Linked DNA regions of Homo sapiens: region 2 is linked to region 1. Evidence: chromatin loops called from intact Hi-C (ENCODE). Cell type or tissue: A673. All regions are shown on one strand. Links, peaks and the distances in the headings refer to the core of each region. The heading gives the core; the rest is flanking DNA.

The links. A loop is a pair of places that touch in the nucleus more often than their neighbours do. Peaks named below come from ENCODE experiments on the same cell type or tissue, not always from the same donor. Only the 100,000 strongest peaks of a DNase experiment are listed, where the experiment ranks them.
Region 2: it touches region 1 in a loop (4-fold over the local background); 1 of 110 quality-filtered maps calls a loop at or near these places.

What each region holds. Positions count from the first base shown.
Region 1 is chr4:164,743,742-164,752,876 of GRCh38, forward strand. No RefSeq gene overlaps it. Among named protein-coding and RNA genes, the nearest start is that of SMIM31, 5.8 kb to the right of the region's middle. RefSeq lists a silencer at 3,123-3,323. In A673, for the core only: a CTCF peak has its summit at 4,871 (motif pointing left); a DNase peak (open chromatin) is centred at 4,800.
Region 2 is chr4:164,477,786-164,486,920 of GRCh38, forward strand. No RefSeq gene overlaps it. Among named protein-coding and RNA genes, the nearest start is that of MARCHF1, 98 kb to the left of the region's middle. In A673, for the core only: no CTCF peak of the experiment used is centred there; DNase peaks (open chromatin) are centred at 3,996, 4,166 and 5,196; H3K27ac peaks cover 5,357 bases.

The DNA of each region.
Region 1 (9,135 bases), core at 798-8,797:
AATACTACAGTGGTGAACAGTTTAGTGCTGGCACAAAAATAAACAGACATGCTAAAACTAGCAAGATTTCCATGAGTGTTCCAGTTTTCTATTACTACACAACAAACAACCACAAAACGTAGTGGCTTAAAAATATATATTATCTCTAATGGTTTTATGACTTGACTGAGCTCAGCTGGGTAGTTCTTGTTTAGAGTTTTTCATGTGATTGCAGTCCAATGATGGCTGGAGCTAGAATCATCCAAAGGCTCATCTGGGATGGATGTCCAAGATGGCTGACTCACATGGTTGGCAGCTGATGCTAGTATTAGCTGGGACTGTAAACTGGAACACCCATACAAGGCCTCCCCATGTGGCTTGGGTTTTTCATAGGATGACCACTAGGTTCTACATGGAAGCATTCCAAGAATGATTGTCCTAAGAAACTCAGGCAAAAGCTGTAAGACATCATATGGCCTAGCTTCCGATGTTCCAGAACATCTCTTCTCTCCACATTCTATTGGTCTAGCAGGTCACTAAGTCTAGCCCAGATTCAAGAAGAGGGTAATTTGACCCTACTTCTTGATACAAGATACAGCATATGTACACAGGGAGGAAAGCAATTGATGGTGGACATCTTTGGATACTAGCTACCAAGGTTCACCTTCTGGTCACCACAATTTACATTTTTCCCATTAGCAAAATAGGCTTGTCACCATTCCCAAGACCCCTATGATGATATATCACCATGGCATCAGCTCAAAGTCTAGGATCTACTCATTTAAATCAGAGCCAGGTACAGCTGCAGGTGCAGTTCATTGGGTGTAACTCTTCAATATGGCTCTTCTCAGTCTGAAGAACTGTGAACTAAGTGCCTACACACTACATGCAATGATAGTGCAGAAATATAATAAACACAACAATTTTCCTCAAAAACAACGGGATAGGGGGGCAAAGAGACTGGTCAGAAGACACACAGCTGTCCCTGATTTATAGCAATTCTTAAGTCCTGGCAGGCATATGTCACTAGTTTCTTCATAAGGGAGTGATTCCTGTGGCTCTTGGTTCTACCCTCTGGACTTTCAGCTCTTCATTTTGAATCAATCTTCTTTCTTTTTAAGAAATGATTAATGTTTTACAGTTTCATAGCTTTCCCAAATTGCTTCCTAACTAGAGAAGTTTGGGAACTCTAAAAACTTTTTTCTTTCTGAACTAGTTCTGTCCTTTCAATCCAAGCACATTGTACTTCTAATGGTACAACCCTCTTAAAAACTTAACAAGTTCCCTACTAATCTTACTGGGGTTCACTCCTTTATACAAAAGCCACACACACAGTCTCTTTAAGACAGGCCTTCTTCACTACTATGGCCCAAGAGTCACAGTTCTGTGGGTGAAATGCCCTTAGGACTTTGTTCACCTGAGAGGATCTACAAGGCACCCCCTTGAGTCTTTCTGAAAACTCAATAGGTGGTTACAGATGCATGCTTAACTCTATTTTCACCCTGACATCACATCAGTGTTACTGGTTACCCTAGATTTGATCTTTGCTCAGAAGCCCTTTCTTTTTTTTTTTCTTCTTTTCTTTTCTTTTTTGAGACGGAGTCTTGCTCTGTCGCCCAGGCTGGCGTGCAGTGGTGCAATCTCGGCTCACTGCAAACTCCACCTCCCAGGATCAAGCGATTCTCCTGCCTCGGTTTTATGAGTAGGTGGGATTACAGGCACCCACCACCATGCCTGGATAATTTTTGTATTTTAGTCAAGACGGGGTTTCACCATGTTAGCTAGGCTGGTCTCGAACTCCTGACCTCAGGTGATCCGCCCACCTCAGCCTCCTGAAGTGTTGGGCTTACGGGCATGAGCCACTGCGCCTGGCCTGCCTTTTCTTGAGAAAATTTTACTGTCTGGAAACGGTTCAAAACTTAACAGTAACAGTACCCTCTCCCTCCCCCCACCTTTTTAAAAGTTCATCTCTCTCTAGCCATTACTTTAGCATATGAGGCTAAAAGAAAGAAGGTGGCACTTTCAGTATTCTATGTGGACCCCTCCTTAGCCAAACCCATTAGTTCATTTCTACTTTCCACATTTCTTCTGGCAACTTTGTTACCAAACTTTCTAACATTGTATAACAAGGCTCTGCTTTTCTCCAGCTTCCACTGGTAATTCCTCACTGTCCCGCAGGTTGTCACTAACAGTCTCCTCAAGGCCCTTTTGCCCCTTGCCTGCTGCCTAGTCCCAAAGCCAATGCCACAAGTTTTAAGTCTTTATTACAGCAGCATCCCAGTTTCAATAACAATTTTTGTTGCATGCATCTAATACTGTGTAACAAATCAACCCAAACTTAGATGTTTAAGGCAACAATTTATTATTACCTCTCATAGTCCCAGAGACATCAAGTACAATGGATGGAATGAGGTGCCATATTGAGAAAAAGGCCACTCCAGTCCCTTTTTACCACTTACTCCAACCACCACCCCCGAGAATGATGCCTGCCCAGCAAGAAATTGGAGGCTTTCTCTATGGGGAAACTGGAAATCGATGAGTCCAAGAAAAAAGAGCTCTAGATTAACATTTGGTAATCTCACAATCTTATGCCTAGGTTCCTCTCAAATCCCCCTAGAGTAAAACCCAGCAGCTGATGAGCCCTGCTACTCTTGAAGTGCCTCCAGTCAGCACTCTTAAATATGATTAGCCAGTTACAAATCACAAGACATTTGTACAGTCTCCAGCATGAAAGGAGAGACTAAGTAAATCAAAAGAACTCAAAGAAAGCAGAGTCAACGTATTGCATGATACTGAGAAAAAACAAAGACTGTTAAAAAACCTATAGTTAACAAGCTTGAGGATAAAACAATATTTCAAGCAAGAAAAAAGGAAAAGTTGCTACCAACAAAGAATATCCAGGGGTAGAGTGGCCAACCATCCCCGTTTGCCCAGAACTATCTCAGTTTTAGCTGAGAGTCCCATATTCCAGGAAAACCCTTAGTCCCAGGCAAACCAGGAGAGCTGGTGACCCTGCTGAAAAGTGGGAATGCTTTTTTTTTTTTTTTTAATTTATTTATTTTTTATTGATAATTCTTGGGTGTTTCTCACAGAGGGGGATTTGGCAGGGTCATAGGACAATAGTGGAGGGAAGGTCAGCAGATAAACAAGTGAACAAAGGTCTCTGGTTTTCCTAGGCAGAGGACCCTGCGGCCTTCCGCAGTGTTTGTGTCCCTGGGTACTTGAGATTAGGGAGTGGTGATGACTCTTAACGAGCATCTGTTTAACAAAGCACATCTTGCACCGCCCTTAATCCATTTAACCCTGAGTGGTCACAGCACATGTTTCAGAGAGCACAGGGTTGGGGGTAAGGTCACAGATCAACAGGATCCCAAGGCAGAAGAAGTTTTCTTAGTACAGAACAAAATGAAAAGTCTCCCATGTCTACTTCTTTCTACACAGACACGGCAACCATCCGATTTCTCAATCTTTTCCCCACCTTTCCCGCCTTTCTATTCCACAAAGCCGCCATTGTCATCCTGGCCCGTTCTCAATGAGCTGTTGGTCACACCTCCCAGACGGGGTGGTGGCTGGGCAGAGGGGCTCCTCACTTCCCAGTAGGGTCGGCCGGGCAGAGGCGCCCCTCACCTCCCGGACGGGGCGGCTGGCCGGGCGGGGGGCTGACCCCCCCACCTCCCTCCAAGACGGGGCGGCTGGCCAGGCGGGGGGCTGACCCCCCCACCTCCCTCCCGGATGGGGCGGCTGGCCGGGCAGAGGGGCTCCTCACTTCCCAGTAGGGGCGGCCGGGCAGAAAGTGGGAATGCTTTAATAAATTAAGGACATGACTTAAGAAGAAATAAGAAGCCATTTGAAGGGTTGACAAATAAAATTGAGGATAAAATGCAGGAATAGAATGAAAAGACAAAGAAAAAATAAAAGGGAAAAAATGTTTTTTGAAAACAGAGACTCTAGGAGGTAGATCATATGGATAATAGGAGTTCTTGAAAGAGGAAATCGAATATAGAAGGGAAGAAGCTATCAAAGAACCAATACAAGGACATTTTCCAAACTGGAAGGACCTAAGTTTTCAGATGAAAAGGGCTCGCTGGAGGTCCAAACAGTGTTTGGGAAAAAGGAATGGCAATGGGGACTTTCCTCAAGAGTGTTAAGAGCTGTAGGAGTGAATAAACAATTATTAAAGTGGAGAAGGAGAGGAGGAGTGTAAATAGAAAGTGAACATATCAAATTCAAAGAATTTGAATGGAATCAGAAATCCAAATGGCATATTTACTCCACAGCAATGCTGCAGCTTTAATCAATAGAAGATCATGCCTTTAAAGTTCTGAAAGAAAATCATGTCCAACAGAGATGTCTATAGCCAGTGCACCATAATAAATGTACAAGGATGGTTTCTGCATCATTGTTTGTACAAGCAAAAACCCATATACAACCTAAATACCTAATGTTAGAGATGAAAGAAATTATAGCACATTTTATAACATTCAGATAATTTAAAATAATTTATTTACCAAATTTCATTGGAGAATGAAATCAATGTGTATGTACTGACATGGAAAGAACTCCATCATATATTAGGTTTCTAGAAAAACAAGTTTCAAAATAGCAATGTACAGTATTAGATACATTTTATAAAAGAGCATAAACACACACACACACAAACAGTATAGATAAAATAAGTGGGAAGAGAAAAATCTCAATTATTAGTGACTATTTTTGGGACACAGAACTTAGAAACCCAGCTGTTACTTTTTGTTTTATACAATTCTATAGTAGTTGGATTTTTTTCCTTAGATGGCCAAATTGTTTTTAAAACAATGCACGTTTTATTTCTTTGTGATGACAGCACCATCTAGTGGTCTATGTTAACAACTTTTAGAATATTTTTGACTTTAATGTGATATTTAATAATATTTTCCTATTAAAATAAAAGCAAGCAACTACAGCACAGGGAAAAACATTTTACTATGGCATTTGAAAGAACAAGCACTCATAATTATTTATAGGCTTTATGTCTTAGAACGATCTCCAAGATGTATCAAACGCAAAAATCAAATACAAAAAAAATGTGATAATCTACTATTTGTGCTAAAAAATACTCGGCTAAAAAAAGCAGAATATTTTTACATATTAGATTATACATGCATAAAGGTAAACACTGGCCACTCTAAGTCTGATATAGATGGAAACCCCCTGCCACAGAACCAGGGAAACAGGAAGCAGGGCCAATCCCTGGCCCCAATATCAAACGGGACACCTCAGACTCAGACCAGTGTTGCGTTTCCGCTTCAAGGGGTCCCAACGCAGCCCCCAGCACAAACAAATTTACCTACAGCCAACCCAGATGGGTCCCAGCCTCTTCTTCTGTCTCAGTACAATGCTTGTCCACCTCCACAGTAGGGCGCGGGGCGGTCGACCTCTGTATACCATTCCTCTAAATTTACTACCTAATTCTTTGCCTTTAATTGTCCCCACGGGGGTCACTGGCCCTTTACCTCAAGGTTCGGTGGGCCTGATGTTAGGTAGGGCATCCACCTCCGCTAAAGGTATCATAGTTCATACTGGTCTCATTAATTCTGATTCCTCTGATGAGATTAAACTTACGGTGTCTGCCAAGATTCCTGTTTCCATTCTGGCCAGTAAGCTCAATTACTTTTACTACCTAATATTGTTTTAAACAAAGGAGATAAGACATGGGGCCCTGGGATGGGCTCCGGTGGCAAAAAAAAAAAAAAAAAAAAAAAAGCCACTTATTGGATTAATGTAATTTCTAAACAATGGCCCACCTGCATCATACACATTCAAGGAAAAAAGTATGAGAGTCTAGTAGATACTGGGGCTGATGTTTCTATTATTTCCTCTAATTTATGGCCTTCCTCCTGGCTTAAACATCCCACTAACATGGGACTAGCAGGGATTGGAAAAACTGATGAAGTTCACCGGAGCACATTTATCTTGCCTTGCACTGGCCCTGATGGTCAAAAGGGTACAATTCAGCCGTATATCACACCAATCCCCATTAATCTTTGGGTAGAGATTTGCTGGCACAATGGGGGGCTGAAATTAATATTTCACATAACTCTTAAAACTCCCAAACCAACACCTGGGAACCTGGAACAATTATAATGTGGGGAAGAGGGTATGCTTGTGTTTCACCAGGAGATCATCAATCCCCTGTCTGGGTGCCCACTAGAAGCCTGAAACTTCGTGTGAATGCTGACAATAAAAACCACAGAGAAAAGATGTCCACGTCAGAGACCACCCTCATACGTGGTGAGATCCTCAGAAACTGGCACGCCAAATCAAAATGGGTCTGGTTCAATCCTCCCTAATGGCAATGGAGACCCCTCTAACTAATCCCACTTCCCCTAATTACCTTTCTTTTTCTCCTTATGAACCTAAAAATCTCACCATTTCTATTAGCCTGAAAATAATATCCCCCTGTTCTTCTCTTCCTCCTTCAGCACTGGATCTCGCTCACAATAGGTTTTATTTAATAATTCTCCTCCTTATACTGTCTCACCAGTTTCCCCTCAAACTGATTTACCTGCTACACAAAATTATTCTTATTGGGCTTATGTGCCTTTCCTCCACTTATTCGACCTCTCACCTGGATGGATGCTCCTGCAGAAATCTACACTAATGATAGTGTGTGGATGCCTGGAGCTACAGATGACTGTTGCCCTCTCATCCAGGAGAAGAAGGCACTGCATTTGATGTTACTATAGGTTATAAATACCCTCCTCTGTGCCTCAGACATGCACCTGGTTGTATCCATCTAGTAACTCAAGTCTGGGCTGCTTATCTTCCAGAGAGATTAGCCACAGGAGAACAGGGACACTTGGTCTCCAGCCTCTCCCTTTCTCCCTTAAGACAAATGAAAAGGGGAGTAATAGGAGATAGCCCATACTTTCAATATAAACCTGTAGGAAAACCATGTCCTAAAAATTTTGAGAGCCCATCTAAAACTTTAATTTGGGAAGACTGTGTTAACTCACATGGAGCAGTATTAAAAAATGACTCATATGGTTTAGTAATAGACTGGGCACCAAAGGGCTATTTAAAAAACAATTGCTCCTCTGGCAGAAGGGAATGCCTGGAGGCTACTTATTTTATTTCTTATTGGGAGGACAAGGATCATCATCCTACTTTGCATAGAAGGTTCAGCTTGTTCTTTCACTTAAAATGGGAAGATAAGGGCATTACCCACCCAAGGCCTCGTATGATATTCCCCATTCTGAGCCCAGAACACCCAGAACTTCGGAAACTGGCTATTGCCATGTCTGGACTGCGAGTATGGGAAGGGGAAATTTTCTGTCTGTTGTCCCCACTACCGCCTCTCGCAATCGTGATTCTGAACGCTATGATAAATCCCCTTTGAACCCTTTTCCTCTTTTTGATGCAGATCCCCCTTTATGGGACTCCAATTGGCATAATGATAATTCTTCTCGACCCAGGTATGCCCCTCTACCTCTTCGGTGTTCCCGGGTACCTCGGATTGCTCCTTTACGGCGGAGAATATCGCGCATTGCCACTGCCGCTCCTCTCCCTCAGTATCAACGTAGATTCAAACATTCTGCTTTGTTAACCTCCAACCTGACTATTCCTATACAGAGTTGTGTTAAGCCTCCTTACATGCTGTTAGTGGGAAATATCAAAATTTAGACAAACAACCAAACTGTCCTATGCATTAATTATCATTTATACACTTGTGTTAACTCCCATTTTGACTTCAGGAAAAGTGTAATGTTGGTTCGAGCTCGAGAAGGAATCTGGATACTGGTAACTTTACCCAGACCTTGGGAATCTTCCCCCTCAGTACATTTAATTAATGAAGTGTTACAATGAATTCTCAGAAGATCTAAGAGATTTGTTTTCACTTTAATCACTGTGATCATGGGCCTAATTACAGTCACTGCACTGGCCACCACTGCCGGAATGGCATTACACCAATCTATTCAAATGGCTCATTTTGTTAATGATTGGCAAGCCAATTCCACCCAAATGTGGAATTCTCAACAGGGCATTGATCAAAAATTAGCTAATCAAATTAATGATTTAAGACAGTCTGTTCTTTGGCTTGGAGATCAACAAATGAGTCTCAAACATTGCATGCAAATGCAGTGCAATTGGAATACTTCTGATTTCTGTTTCACACCATATTCCTACAACAACACTGATCATTCATGGGCAATGGTCAAAGGACACCTGCTGGGTAGGGAAGATAATTTATCCTTGGACATAACTAAATTAAAGAAACAAATTTTTGAAGCCTCTCAAGCTCATTTATCCATTGTGCCTGGAGCTGAGGCATTAGATCAGGTGGCAGAAAGTCTTTCTGGACTAAACTCCATGACTTGGATTAAGTCTACTGGGGGCTCCACTGTAGCAAATTTTGGAATCATGCTTCTCTGTTTAATCGGCTTATTTTTAGTGTGCGGACCAGTCAAAGAATCCTGTGTCAAAACCGAGAGAACAAACAAGACTTCATCGCCATGGCACATTTATATAAAAAGAAAGGGAGAGATGTGTGAAGTCAGGGACCCCAAATGGAGGGACTGGCTGGACCCGCGGCAGAGGAACATAAATTGTGAAGATTTCATGGACATTTATCAGTTCCCAAATAATACTTTTATAATTTCTTATGCCTGTCTTTAGTTTCTTAATCCTGTTATCTTCATAAGCTGAGGCTGTACATCACCTCAGGACCACTGTGATAATTATGTTAACTGTACAAATTGATTGTAAAACATCTATGTTTGAACAATATTAAATCAGTGCACCTTGAAAAAGAACAGAATAACAGCGATTTTTAGGGAACAAGGGAAGACAACCATAAGGTCTGACTGCCTGCGGGGTCGGGCAAAAAGAGCCATATTTTTCTTCTTGCAGAGAGCCTATAAATGGATGTGCAAGTAGGAGAGATATCACTAAATTCTTTTCCTAGCAAGAAATATTAATATCAATACCCTGGGAAAGGAATGCATTCCTTGGGGGAGGTCTATAAACGGCTGCTTTGGGAATGTCTGTCTTACGCGGTTGAGATAAGGAACACGCCCTGGTCTCCTGCAGTACCCTCAGGCTTATTAAGGTGGGGAAAAACTCTGCCCTGGTAAATTTATGGTCAGACCAGTTCTCTGCTCTCGAACCCTGTTTTCT
Region 2 (9,135 bases), core at 777-8,776, 270 kb before region 1:
TCCTGCCAGGACTGGATCCTTCCCTTCAAGGCAGCAGGTTCTTTTCCTTCCCAGGGTGTGTCTAGAAATGTCATCTGGGAGAAAAGGGGCCTCATGACTCTTCCTGGTGCCCTATACTACTTTGGCTGAGCTGCTATCCAAGATGCAAGAGTAAGTCCTCTTTACTTTTTTTTCTCCTCTTCTCAAGTGGAAGGAAGAAGTTCATTTTGGAGCAGAGAGCTGTGCATCTTGGGGTTGAAGGATGGGTGGTACAAGCACTCCATTAGCCACCCTGCTGGTGTCTCTGTAGGTCTTATGGACCCCAAGTGCATTAGCTCTGAGCTGAGTTGAGCACTAGGACTTGTCTAAGAGTTTCATTTCTTGTGGCCTAGACTGACTTTCACGTTTATTTAGTTCTCCAGAGCATTTTAGCCTATGGAGGGGAGTCTTGCCAGAACTCAAGTTTGAACTGCTGGGATGGGTGATTCCCCTCTGGCTAGAGGTGGTTTAAATACTCCCTCCATGGTGGGCATCAGCTGAGTTCAGCCTGGTTTTGCTTTCTACTCTGGCAGGGCAGCACTGAGTGTAATGCAATGTCTCACAATTGCTGCATTCTCCCTCTCCCAAGCACACAAATTCTCTCTCTGCACCATGCAGCCTCTACTGGGGGATAGGACAGGAGTGTCATTGGCAATTCAATACTTTTTCTGCCCGCTTCAGTGCTTCTTTTAGCTGTATGAGCTTAAAACCAGGTACTGTGGGTCCTCACCTCATTTTTGCTTCTTATGAAGATGTTTTTTGTGTAGATAGTTGTTAAAATGGTGTCTTTGTTGGGGGAATGATCGATGAAGCCATCTATTCAGCCACCTTGCTCTGTCCCTTCCCTTATTTACTGCTTCCAATCATCCTGGGATTTCATAATGTTCTACTTTGTATTTGCTTTATATTGCCATGTAACAAGTGGTCACAAGTTTAGCCACTTAAAAAAACATGCATTTATTATTTTATAATTTCTGTGGGTTGAAAATCTGGGCACAACTTAGCTGGTTCTCTTCTTTAGGGTTTTACTAGCCTGCAGTTTAAGTTCTGTCTGTGGCTGTAGTCTCCATAGAAGCTTGGCTGGAGAAGGATACACTTCCAAGTTCCCTTGGGTTTTGGCAGAATTGATTTCCTTGTGGCTGCAGAACTGAGGGCTTCAGTTTATTTCTGGAAACAGCTCTTAGTTCCTAAGGGTCATCCACAGTTTTTTGCCATGTGAACTCCAATACGGCAAGTTATTCAGGACAGCTTGCTTCTTCAAAACTCACAAAGGGTTGGGGGAGGGTCTCACTAGTATGTCCACTTTCAAGACAAAATCTTGTATAAATCGTAATAATCACGGTAATGACATCTGATCACTTTTGCCATATTCTACTGGCTAGAAGAAAGTAATACGTTCCACCCACACTCAAAAGAGGGGATTATTTATACAAGGACATGGATGAGATTTAAGGACCACCTTAAATCTGCCCACCACATAAATTTTATGTAGGGCTAAACTGAGCCTGAGTGATTCTTCGATCTTTCCAAGAAAATCAACATAAAACACATATTATAGAGATGTTTTAATTGGACTCACAGCATCCAATTAAAACAAAAAACCCCAGAACTTTAGAAAAAGCCAACTTTATTTTCATTGTTGAATTAGGTACTTCCAACATACATCTAAGTAAATTCTTGATTTTAAAAAAGGTAACTGATTTCCTTTAAAAAAGGAAAATATATTATTTATTTCAAGTCCCTGGAGTAAAGTTAATATTAAAAAATAGAATTGTTTTATTCTTACATACTTTATATTTAACATTTCTATATTAAATACTAAAAATAATCTTTTTATGACTAACCTCACAGGTTAAATGGGAAGCGGTGATCATTATTGGAAGTTGTAAATAAATCTAGATATAAGTTCTTAGGTTATCTATAGAGGAGAACATAGCACTATTACATATTAAACATCAAGAAATGGAATTAGTTAATTATTTAATGAACACTGCTGTGCTAGTAGACAAAGTCCCAACATGTTTATGGTTCTATGCATTGTTTGGAATGGAAGTTACTAGAAGACAAGTACTATTAAAGTAATATTTTCTTCCTTTTAACTCTTCTGGCTTTTTGCCTACGTTTTCTTATGATAGCTATTTCTTTACAGCTTGTCCTGTTGTGTGTTTGTGTATGCATGCACGTGGTTGTGTGTGTGTGTGTGAGTGTGTGTGTGTGTGTATTCTCTTCTACCAGAATGAAATAAATTTTTGGGCTGAACATATACTTATGTCATCTTTTCTCTTCCAAAATAGCATCCGTTAAGAGGTTGAATTGTGTCTGTCAAAAAAAAACCATGTTGAACTCCTAACTTATGGTACTTGTGAATGTGATCTTATTTGGAAAGTTTAGTTTTACAGAAGTAATTAAATTAAGATAAAGTCATTGGATTAGACCCAAATTCAATATAACTGGGGTCTTTACAAGAGGTAAAGAAGACGTCAAAATACAGACACACAGGCAGAATGCCATGAGACAACAGAAGCAGAGATTAGAGTGATGCAGTTGTAAACTGAAGAATGCCAACAATTGATGGTAACCATGAGAATCTAGGAACAAGCAAGGAAAGATTTTCCCCTACAGGTTTTAGAGGGAGCAGGGCCCTGCTGACACATTGATTTTGATCATTTAGCCTCCAGAACTGTTAAGACAATAAATTTCCGTTATTTTAAGTGACCTAGTTTGTGGTGATTTTGTGGCAGCCTTAGGAGACTCATACAACATCCAGCATATTTGTTGTGTTATACATGGGAAGCACTTAAGTAATATACCTTTAAAATGTATTGCAATTTTGGGCCCTCTAAAAATTTACTTTATTTCAATGAATATAAGATGACACCAGTTATATGATACAGCATTATTTTATATATTTTCTGAACTCCATCAGTTTCCACAAAACACTTGAATTTGTTTTCAAATAAAAGAATGGAATTGTGGTTATTCATGCAATAATGAATATTTGTTTCATTAAGAGTCTTATGGTCAGATGCAGTGGCTCGTTCCTGTAATCTGAACGCTTTGGGAGGCCGAGGTGGATATATAACCTGAGGTCAGGAGTTCAAGACCAGCCTAACCAACATGGTGAAATCCCATCTCTACTAAAAATACAAAAATTAGTCAGGCATGGTGGCAGGTGCCTACAATCCCAGCTACTCAGGAGGCTGAGGCATGAGAATCGCTTGAACCTGGGAGGTGGAGGTTGCAGTGAGCTGAAATCACGGCATTGCACTCCAGCCTGGGTGACAGAGTGAGACTCCGTCTCAAAAAAAAAAAAGTCTTACTGCAGTTTCTTTGCTTTTCTACATAACTTTTAATTGTAATGCCAAATCATAGATTAATATATTTTAAAGTTTTAAATATTGGGGTCTCACTCTGTCTATCCAGGCTGGAGTGTAGTGATACCATCATGGCTCACTGCAGCATTGAACTTCTGGGCTCAAGTGATCCCCCACCTCAGCCTCTTGAGCAGCTAGGACTACAGGCATGCACCACCACACCAGCTAATGTTTCAAAAATATTTTTAGAGATGGAGTCTTGCTATGTTGCTCACGCTGCTCTCAAAGTCCTACCCTCAAACAATCTCCTTTCTCAGCCTCTCAAGTCATTGTTATTATAGGCGTGAGCCATTGTGCCAGGCTTAGACATTTTAAATCACGATTAAACAATGTGTAGTATTGGCAATGCACAGAAGTACAGTGAAAGGACAATATGTACAGCCAGGACTTAATTCATGCACACACAAAGAATGACAAAGTCTCTTTGATGCATGACTGACAGTAGCTACAAGGCTCTGTAGATTTTACAATGCATCCCAGTTTCAGAGATGTTGAAATGTGAAAAACATATGTGTCTTAAAATGAATAAAACAAAGCAGTAGCGATAACAATGTGATAGCTACCATAGTGCTGCTCAGCTTGGGGGAAAAAGGGCTCCATATAGAAAACAAAGGATAATCCAAATCATAGTTTAAACATTATATTTCCCTGCTCATTTAAATTTACTACATTTTCTTTGAGGGGGCTAGAAACACCCATTTGAAGGCCAAGAAAAAGTTGAATCAATTTTGTTTCAACTTCATATAAAGTAGATTAGGATATTATTATAGAAAAAAGGAAGCAATTAAGGGGATGCCACTTTGGCAAGCAAGAAAGCTAAACAGAGAAAGAGAGAGAGAAAGAAAGAGAGGAAGGAAGGAAGGAAGAAGGAAGGAAGGAAGGAAGGAAGGAAGGAAGGAAGGAAGGAAGGCAGGCAGGCAGGCAGGCAGGCAGGCAAGCAAAGCAAAGCGGGCAGGGAAAGAAAGGGCACTGTTGAATAGAAATATAAAGTAACACTAGGATGCGGGTACATTACAACCTCTATTTTCCAAGTGAGGAACTGAAGCAGAGTTATTCAGATTGCCAGGAATACATGATTCGGGATGTACAGAGTAAAGATTTGAGCTCAGACCGCCTGAATTCAGAGTTCCCCCCAAGACCTCTATGCTAATCTGCCTTTGACCTTTGACAGGGAGTCAGAGGGAGGGTGGGGAGGGGCAGCTGTGTGTTTAAATCTAACAGAAAGGTCTTGTAAAAATTCTATCTACATTTATTCAAATAATAACAGGTTACTCCAGTACTATTGTTCACCAAGTTATTATTCTGACATGAGTAGTAGAAAGATCTCAACCATTTCCAAAATAATTTCTTATAATCATTAAAATTTTGGTCTTGATTTCTAAAAGCTGGGCACTTTAAACAGTTATTAAGGCCCTGGCTTCCTTATCTAAAAATAAATTAAGGGTCCTTTTTGCATTTTTATTATGTACCATATCTTAAAAATGTGTTCATGCATTCATTCATTCAACCAACATTGATTGAAACTCTATCATGTGGCATACATTGTGCCAAGGGATGTGCAAACAGCAGGAAACAACACAGCCAGGATGCCTGCCCTCACATAGCTTACTGTCTCATCTAGCAGTGAAGACAGACTTTAAACTCCAAAAGTAAGTACTTAGGTTTTAAACATTCACCTTTGCAGAGATTTGGGCTCACAAAAATAATCCTGAAAAAGCTGGAATGATGAAGTTTCTCAATGAAGCATTAAACAGATGGCTGTAACAAGTGCCATATCTGAGTTTGATCTTATGGCAACTGCAAAGATAGTGAATAACATCTGCAAGTGATTTCAAAGTAATAAAAACTGCTCTTGTTTAAAGATCTTCTGTGAATAGCTGCATTGCCTTCTCAAATTGGCAGTGCAGAAAGCTCTCTACAGAATAACATTATTTTGTTATGGAATCTTTATGAAGGAATAAGATCCACCCCAAAAGGAATGTATTAATTAGAGACAAACTGATCACTACTATTCTTAGATTTTAACCAATTAAGTCTTACAAATTTGATTATTTTAATTAGGGAAGATATTCTCAGAGGAATTTTGGTAGTTTTGGTCTGGAGAGCAAGAAGAGGAAAAAAGAGAGTTGGCAAAAAGACACGTAGCTGATGCAAGAAAATGTTTTAGAATAAAAATGTCAGATATTGAATTTTCAGTTTTCATGTGCTGCAAAATAAAGTTCTCTTAATCTCCCAACCCTTTATCAAAGTTGTTGCATGTTCAGAGACTTGACATGGGTGTGTGTGTGTGTGGATGTGTGTGTGTGTGTGTGCGCACATGCCTGCACGTGCCTGCGTGTGGGTGTGCATCAGATCAAAGAGGTTAAACTTCATGTTTAGATTGACTATCTAGGAATAAAGACAAAACAAAAAGCAAAACTTAAGTGGAGACAAAATGCCAGAGCCAGAGATGCCAGAGAAACACAACTGCACCCCACACAGATGCAGACCCAGACACAGACACACACACACTTCCAGAAATTTCCGGGAATTACGTATTTGCTTTAAAAAAAATGGATTCAAATCAAATTTATCTGTATCTATTCTAGCTCTTAAGGATTTATGTTACATAAGAATAGTTGAAAAAAATAAAAATAGTAGCTAACATCTGTCAAGAGCCTGCATTGTTATTTAATCCTCAGAGCTACGGAAGGTCAGTTGCTTCATCGCTATTTTACAGAAAGGGAAACTAAGAATGGTTCAATAAGATCACAAAAATAGGAAGGGCAAGGAGGAATCTTATCTCTATTGGACTCCAAAGTTTGTGGGTTTAACTCTGCTTAGCCTGAACAAGACCGGGGAAGAGCACAATCGCTTTCCTAAAATGGATAAAAACAGTCAGTCAACAAGAGGAACAAATCTTCTCTCCTATTCAGAGATAGATCCAGAAACAATTAATAAGCACTTTGGGGAGGAAGTTTTGTCTCCATATCAACAATTTCAGCCACTAGATCTTTCCAACTGTGGAACTGCCTAGGATATAAGGCAGAGGTTGGATGAATGATCATATGACAAAAATACCATGAGAGATATGGGAGATGGGGTGAGGTGGGAGCTGGTGATTTTCAGGCTCCATGAAAGCCTAACATTCTATAAACCAAAATTCTTTGTCAAGAAAAAATAAATTTTCTTTATCTTTTTTTTCCGAGTTCTGTGGATATAAGACCAGAGGTTTTAGACTATTAGATACCTGATTCTAACCCCAATTTCTACTTCTGACTTTAAGCTGCAAATGGCATTATTCAAGTCTTCTGTTATTATTTTAACTCCAATAGGAAAAAAATGATGAAGAATAAACTCAAATGTTTTTTGCATAAACTATTCCTAAGCTAGATTATCCCATCTTTGAATGTGTTCAATTTGGCATCGGTCCCCAGAATTTCAGAAAATATACCCAATATTTTTTGGAATAGAATCAAATGCATGAATATCCAATAGAAAATTTATTTGTCCTTATGGTATAAGAATTCTTCTTAAGTAACTATGATCTGTGTATTTGAAGGTGGCCTTAAAATTAATGAAGCCTGGGATAGCCCTGGAAGAAATCCCAGTCTCTCTTGGATGGCTGTAGAGGAACATAAAACTTTGCTCAACCATAAAATGATTATGCATAAATCCAACCTACTCAGACTTACTCCTCAACAAAAAACATTAAGAGAATTTTTCAAGATCATTACAAGCATCAAAAGGAAGATGAGGCCATGATTTTAAAATACATTTTTCCTCATAATTTTCAAACACTTCTGGATCAGGAAGATTCATACACCAGTGGCTCTTCTTCCTGGCAAAGCTACAATCGAATATATCCATGTACATACATGTGTGCATGCATCATGCATGTGTATATTTCTTATAAGATTTTCATTGTATATTCCATTAGCATTTAATGCATTTTTTGCTTTTTACAATTGAGTCATAAATCTCACTGATGGATATGGAATTGAGGTCACTCTTGCTGCTCTGTGTAGCAAAGTCAATCACACCCTGAGGGTCAGCTAATGCTGTTCTTCATGGCTTGTTCAGGAGAACTTTGAAATAAGACATCCATCTGTCTGGAATGTCAGCATTTTCAGCATACAGACTTGCCTTTTCATCATCAGTAAGGATACAGCCCTGGGAGTGTTATTTTTTTTTTTGCTAAGTATAGCAAACTCTTCATGGTCCAGTGCATTAAATGTTGTCTTCTCACGAATGATATTTTCAGTAGGTCATCCATTCACTGCCTTCTGTAAATATTCAGAAAATAGCTGTCAGCAATCACCTGAGTCAATGCAAGTTTCTGATTAATGGGAAAAGTTGAGTGAGCCATGCCTAGCCTATTCATCTTTTACTGTAGTGCTATCAAAAAGAGAAACAACTTTAATAAATTGGATTTTTTGCAGAAAGTATTATAGTTATATTTTGGTTGATAATTAGGTTTGTGGGCCACCAATCATCTGATTTTGATTTAACCATATGTCAAACATTTTAAATATGTTAAATCATTGTAAAAGCACATTTGTTAATGTTTTAATTAATAAATAATCACTTGTTGAACATATGCTGTATGCTAAAGAATAGTCTAAGCGCTTAAAATGTATTATGAGGTATAACTCTCATTAAACTTTGGGAAAGAGATAAGTATTATTTGGACTCACTGTACAAATGAGAAAAATGAGGCATAGTTCAGTTCTAAACTTATTCTAAGTCATATAGCTAGTAACAGAATACTTGTGGTGATATATGCATATTTTCATACTAATTTAACTAGTAAGTAACGAATTTTATAACCAAATTTCCAGTCATAAGTAAGAAAACAATCCACTATCAACAGGAGTGAATAAAAAATACTGTACATACTTGCAATTTATGACAATTATTAACATCAAATAATCACAGGAAAAATATTTACACCAATGTCAATTTTTAAACATGGAATTTAAAAGGATTTGTTCACTACAATTATAACTGTGCAAAAGAGACATTTATGTGGAAAAATGAAAAAGAATATTAATAAAGAAAACTATATGGGTAACGTTATTTTAGTTTTTTCAAATTTCCCTTAATGTTGTTATTGCATTGTTTATGCAATGAAAATTACTCAAGTTAAAATTGCTAAAGTAAAAAATCACATTGGTTAACAATTTTTATATGATTCAAATTATTATATATACACACATATTTGCATACACATGTATGTATATATACACACCCAACTGAATTATGTCCCCCACCGAATTCATATATGGCTTTGTTCCCTATTGTGATGGTATTTAAAGATGGGAACTTTGGAAGGTAATTAGGATTAGATGAGGTCATGAGGATGGGACCCTCTTGATGGGACTAGTGGCTTTATAAGAAGTGAGGGGAGCAGAGAAAGAGAGAAACAAGTAACTTTCTCTGAACAGACAGCCTACAGAATGGGAGAAAAAATTTGCAATCTATCCATCTGACAAAGATCTAATATCCAGAATCTACAAGGAACTTAAGCAAATTTACAAGAAAAAAAGCCATTAAAAAGTGGGCAAAGGACATGAACAGGTACTCCTCAAAAGAAGACATTTATGCAGCCAACAAACATATAAAAAAAAGTTCAACATCACTGATCATTAGAGAAATGCAAATCAAAACCGCAATGAGATACCATCTCATGACAATCAGAATGGCAATTACTAAAAAGTCAGGAGACAACAGATGCTGGCAAAGCTATAGAGAAACAGGAATG